Linked DNA regions of Homo sapiens: region 2 is linked to region 1. A link is a loop called in an ENCODE intact Hi-C map of the cell type or tissue named here. Cell type or tissue: CD4-positive, alpha-beta T cell. All regions are shown on one strand. Region 1 overlaps MICAL2 (microtubule associated monooxygenase, calponin and LIM domain containing 2). Region 2 overlaps MICAL2 (microtubule associated monooxygenase, calponin and LIM domain containing 2).

Evidence for each region. A loop is a pair of places that touch in the nucleus more often than their neighbours do. Peaks named below come from ENCODE experiments on the same cell type or tissue, not always from the same donor. Only the 100,000 strongest peaks of a DNase experiment are listed, where the experiment ranks them.
Region 2: it touches region 1 in a loop (1.9-fold over the local background); 7 of 110 quality-filtered maps call a loop at or near these places.

Annotation. Positions count from the first base shown.
Region 1 is chr11:12,194,704-12,197,203 of GRCh38, forward strand. All of the region lies in intron 3 of MICAL2 (microtubule associated monooxygenase, calponin and LIM domain containing 2), which reads left to right. Among named protein-coding and RNA genes, the nearest start is that of MIR6124, 32 kb to the left of the region's middle. In CD4-positive, alpha-beta T cell, no CTCF peak of the experiment used is centred here; DNase peaks (open chromatin) are centred at 1,218 and 1,858; H3K4me3 peaks cover 1,451 bases; H3K27ac peaks cover 1,524 bases.
Region 2 is chr11:12,141,301-12,143,800 of GRCh38, forward strand. All of the region lies in intron 2 of MICAL2 (microtubule associated monooxygenase, calponin and LIM domain containing 2), which reads left to right. Among named protein-coding and RNA genes, the nearest start is that of MIR6124, 21 kb to the right of the region's middle. In CD4-positive, alpha-beta T cell, no CTCF peak of the experiment used is centred here; no DNase peak of the experiment used is centred here; H3K27ac peaks cover 345 bases.

The DNA.
Region 1 (2,500 bases):
GGCCAGATCCAGGCCTTACCCCTCGACTAGGAGCTCTGTGCTATTAAAAGAAAACACCAGGGTACCAGCACCAGAGCCCAAGGGACAAGAATTTACAGGGTCAGTTAGAAGAATGACCATTCACAGGGAGAAAACCGAGGCTATAAAAAGAAAATATATTGTAATTTTTCACATCAAATGATATGTTTAAGATATGTGCACCTTTCTGCAGTTATACAGGCAGTAGGAAAAAAGAGTATGTGGATTTCATTTTATATACATTTTACCTTAAACCTGGGCCAGACACAGTGGCTCATGTCTATAATCCCAGCAGCACTTTGGGAGGCTGAGGCAGGATGATCGCTTGAGGGCCCACCAGCCTAGGCAACATAGGGAGACCCTCTCTCTACAACATTTTTTTGTAATTAGCCAGGTGTGGTGGTGTGTATCTATAGTCCCAGCTACTAGGGAGGTTGAGGTGGGAGGATCACTAGGGCCCAGGAGTTCGAGGCTGCAGTGAGCCGTGATTGTGGCACTGTACTCCAGCCTGGGCTACAGAGCAAGACCCTGTCTCTAAAAACCAAACAAAACCAAAACAAAACCTTGAGCAAATATTGAACTCTAGTCAATGAGATACATGCTGAAATATTTGGGAGGAAATGTATTGATTCTGCTATTTAATTGAAATGCACCACAAAATAAGATAAATTGACTAGTGAGTAGAAGGATAGACGGATGTGAATAGATACATGCTAAAGCAAGGAGAACAAAATCTAATCATAGAATCTAGGTGGGGAGTATTTGGATGTCTTGCAGCTTCTCTATATATCTGAAAAGTATTATAATGAAATGTTGCCAAAAAATGTTGTAAAGCTACTAGATTAAAAACAAAAAAATTACAATGGGAAAATATAAAAGTAGATGCTGGAAATATTTACAAATGTTTAAAATGCTATTTGGAAAACTAGAGTTGAATATGAAGAAAAATAAAACTAGGCCCGTGTATTTTCTGCAATAGATTTCTTTTTTTTTTTTTTTGTATTAGAAAATAGCAATATATATATTTTTAGAGGAAGAGTGTTCTAGACAGAAGACAAAGCGAGTGAAAAGCCCATGTGTGGGCTCAGTGAAGCTAGTACAGCTGGAGTGTGAGAGGAGGGGGTGGTGGGAGCTGAGGACAAAAGGGAAACTGTAGGTTGAGATCATATAGGGTCCTAAGGCCTAGCCACATCCTGTGATTCTGACTTCTGAGTGCCACAGGCAGACATGAAACGATGTGAGCTACGAGTGAGTGACATGATCTGACTTGAGGAGGACTGCTCTGGTTGCTGTATGGGGACAGACTGCAAAGTGACAAGGGTGGAAGCTGGGAGACCAGATAGGAGCCCTGATATCAGTTCAAAGGAGAGATGGCCATGACTTGGATAAGGAGGCAGCGTGTGAGCCGGTGAAAATTGATTGGATTCTATATCTGTTCTGAAGATAGTAAACAAGATTTATTGGTGGATTGGTTGTGAGGTAAGAGGAGAAGAACCAAGACTGATTCCAGATTTTTGGTCTAAGCAAGTAGAAAAGTAGGTAGCACTTACCAAGACCATGTTGATGGGGGAGAAGCAGGTTTTTGCAGGGAGGGAATAAGAGTTCAGTTGTAGATCTGTTATGTGAGTAATGCGTATTGAAGCAGATAGAAATGTCAGTGCACAGTTGGCTGGATTCCGTGGGATATTCAGGGTTGAGCACCATCAACATGTAGATGGTAATTAAAGTCATGGAAGTAGATGGTGTCAGGGTCAATAAGGGAAGGGTATAAAGGCTGAGCCCCAGGCACTTCCAGGTATAGAGGACAGGAAGATGAGGAGGAGCAGCAAGGGTGCCTGAGCAACTGCAGGGCAGGAGAGAGTCAAGAAAGTAGGTCAACTGTTTCAAAGGCTGCCCTGACTGCCTCTCTACCTCTAGTTTCTTTTCTCTCTTCTTACCATCTTTGTTATTGCTCTGGAACCAATTGTCCTAAAGTAGCACCTCCATCCTATTCTAAGCTCATAAAATCCAAAGGGGAGGAATAAAGTCCAAACTCTTCAGTCTGCCATCCAAGTCCCTCCACGATCTGGCTCTTTCTTTCTCTTTCTCTCTTTCTTTCTCTACTCTCCTGGTTTCACCTTCCCCACCAACCCCTGACCCTCACTTCACTGGCCACTGCCCTGCAAACCACCTCCCTCTTTCTCAGCATGCCATTTGTTTTCTTTCTGCAAATCTTCAGCCTCAATTCTCCATTCATGGTCTATCTCCTGGAGGGATCCTTTCTTGACTGAAGTCACTAATCTGTTTCTTCTCTAAATTCCTAAAGTAGTCAGAGGTAATACCAAACAATCCAGCATTCATTGTATCTGTTTTTCTTCTTCTCTAGTTCCCAGCCAATTTCCTGAGGTTTGGGAACATGAGCCTGTAATCCCCAGAGCCATCTCACCAGTCCTTTACATATCTTAGATGCTCTGCCACATAACACTTATGGAAACCTGGAAGG
Region 2 (2,500 bases), 53 kb before region 1:
TATTCAGGAATTCAGGGAGGGGTGGAGGTTTGGTGGTATCTTAAAGAAGTCTCCTTGACTTCTGTGGTCCTGGTCCTCAGTGTCTCTCTCAGTTTGTCCTTGTGATTAGCACTGTCTTCTCCTCCAGGTCACCTCCTCCTCATGTGGTCAGAGCTTGCTTCTGTAAGCACTTTCATCCTGATCTTTGTAGCTTTGCCATCTCTCCCCTGCGCCACCCTGAGTTATGCCAGAGTGCAGATAAGAACTTCCTGTTGTTGCCCTACTCTTCTGCCAAGCAGCATGGGAGAAAACTCTAACCTTGTGAGACTCTTAGAGATCTAAGGAGTGAAAGTTGGTTGGTATCAGAGGAAAATGGGATTAAAGGTTGTTGGGATTTTCAAGTCCTTGATGCCCCAGGGTACCTGGATTGTACTGAATTTTTGATCAGAGGGTAGTCAATATGTTCTTAAGAATATGGCCCCAAGTTGGCCAACCCTTGTGATCAGGGGTGACCAGACACTTTGGAGAAATAAAGGGAATAGCATTGGTAGAAGGTTGCTCAGTGAGAGATGAGAGATACCTCAGATGGACAACCAATATGAAAAGGGGAAAGGCTAGGGAAGGTGGATTTGTCTCTAACATTTACAATTGTAAAGTATTAAAGCTGAAAAGAACGACAGATCCTTTAATCCACTTCTCCCGTTTATTAGTAAAGAAACTGAGGCCCAGAGACATGACTCAAGCACACCCATAGCGCAAGCTGGTGGTAGAAGTGAGACAGAAGCTAAGTCTCCTGATTCCCAGCAAGTGGCTCTCTCTGCAGTTCCATGTTGCCTCCTCATGTGGGTTCAGCCACCGTGCCTTCCTCTTTTCTCCTCCACCCTGCACTTGAATGTCTAAGGTGTTAGCAGGGCCCCCACAGCTCCTACCTCATTGTTTATCAAGGCCTAATAAAACCTGGGTGCAACAGCATGGAGAGGTTGAGGCTTCTTATGTGCAGGCTGTTTTGATTTGTATTTAGTGACTTAACACTGTTGAGTTGCCGTTATTCTGTTTTATGATGTGTCTTGGGGTGAAAGATTAATTCAAGACAGGAAATGAAGGCTATAAGATGGCCCAGCCTTAGCAGGAGTAGCCTCTTGTGAGTTTGCCATTCAAATCAAAATCATATGAGCGTTGTTGCTAAGCAGGCCTTGTTGTGAGAACCTCCAGCAAAGGGCATGGATTACACTGTTGCTTGCTCTGAGAGGGGCTTTTTCAGTCAGAGACTGGCCATCCCAGCACTATGCTGATGGCACATAAACCAGAATGGAAACCACTCACTTTTTCTGTAGAACTCCATTTGGCCCAACACTTCCTGCTGAGCTCAAGGAAATGCATCTGGAGCACTTTGCATTGGGCAAGCACTAGGTTTACATATATTACCTTGTTTTTCCTCATAGCAGCTCTCTGAGAGATAGGCATGGCTACCTGTTGTACTGAGGAGAAAATTGAGACAGTTACAGGTTAAATAACTTGTCCATGCCCACAAGGGCCAGGACTCAAACGCAAGGTATCTGACTCTAAAGCCCTTCCTGGTTCCACATTTCACATGGCTCTCTGCACACAGAAGGGAGGGCTGGGGAAAAATAGGCAAGGCATTGACTGAAGCGTCAAACATTTATCATGGGACTTCCAAATGCCAGGTCCTGGGCTTGGTTCTTGGGATGCAAAAGTGAGTAAGACCTAGTCCCTTTACTCCTAGGACTTGTGGCCTAGCCTGGTGGTGGGACAGATGTATATGATGACAGTCATAGCTCCCTTATCGCTCTGGAAGCACTGAGAAGAGAGCAGCACACAGGGAAGACTGCATTACCAAGGAGGGGCTGTGAGACTTGGGTACTGAAGGATGATCAGGAGGTTGCCAGGCAGAAAAGGAGGCAGACGGTTCTCCAAGGAAACTGGGTGGAGGTGTGAAAGGGCCTGATTTGGTGTTTAGAAGTAAGGAGGAGTAGTGGGCATGCTTTTTTCTTAGCTGAGGGTGCAAGGAATGAGACATTCAGTTGAGAGATCAGCTCTGAAGTGGGAGAGGAGGGGAGTTCAGAAGTAGACTGTCAAGGGCTTTGCAAAATACTTGCTGCTAGGTGAGATTCATTGAAAGAAACATTAGCAGAGACCAGGAAAGCTTCTCCAAATATGAATTCTCCAGCTGCCTGATGGATGTTTCCATATAGAGAAAGGAACTTCTGCTGGGGGCTCATTTTCAGAGAGTTTGTGTCCGTTTTCTGCATTTTGTGTCTCACACACCAATGGAAGTGATTATTGATGGGGCAAAGTGAATGGGGTGGGACGGGCCACACCAACAGTTCATATTTAAAATGTCTCAGATTCCTCTTGCCAGATAAGCTGATAGCAAACACCCTTGTGAGTTCCTGCGCAGATTGACTCTCCAGGGATCATTTTGCATTCCAGACAGGGTCACATAATATTTCTGCAGGAGCTGGGGCTCTGGGTTGAGAAAGCTACTTAAAAATAAAGACCA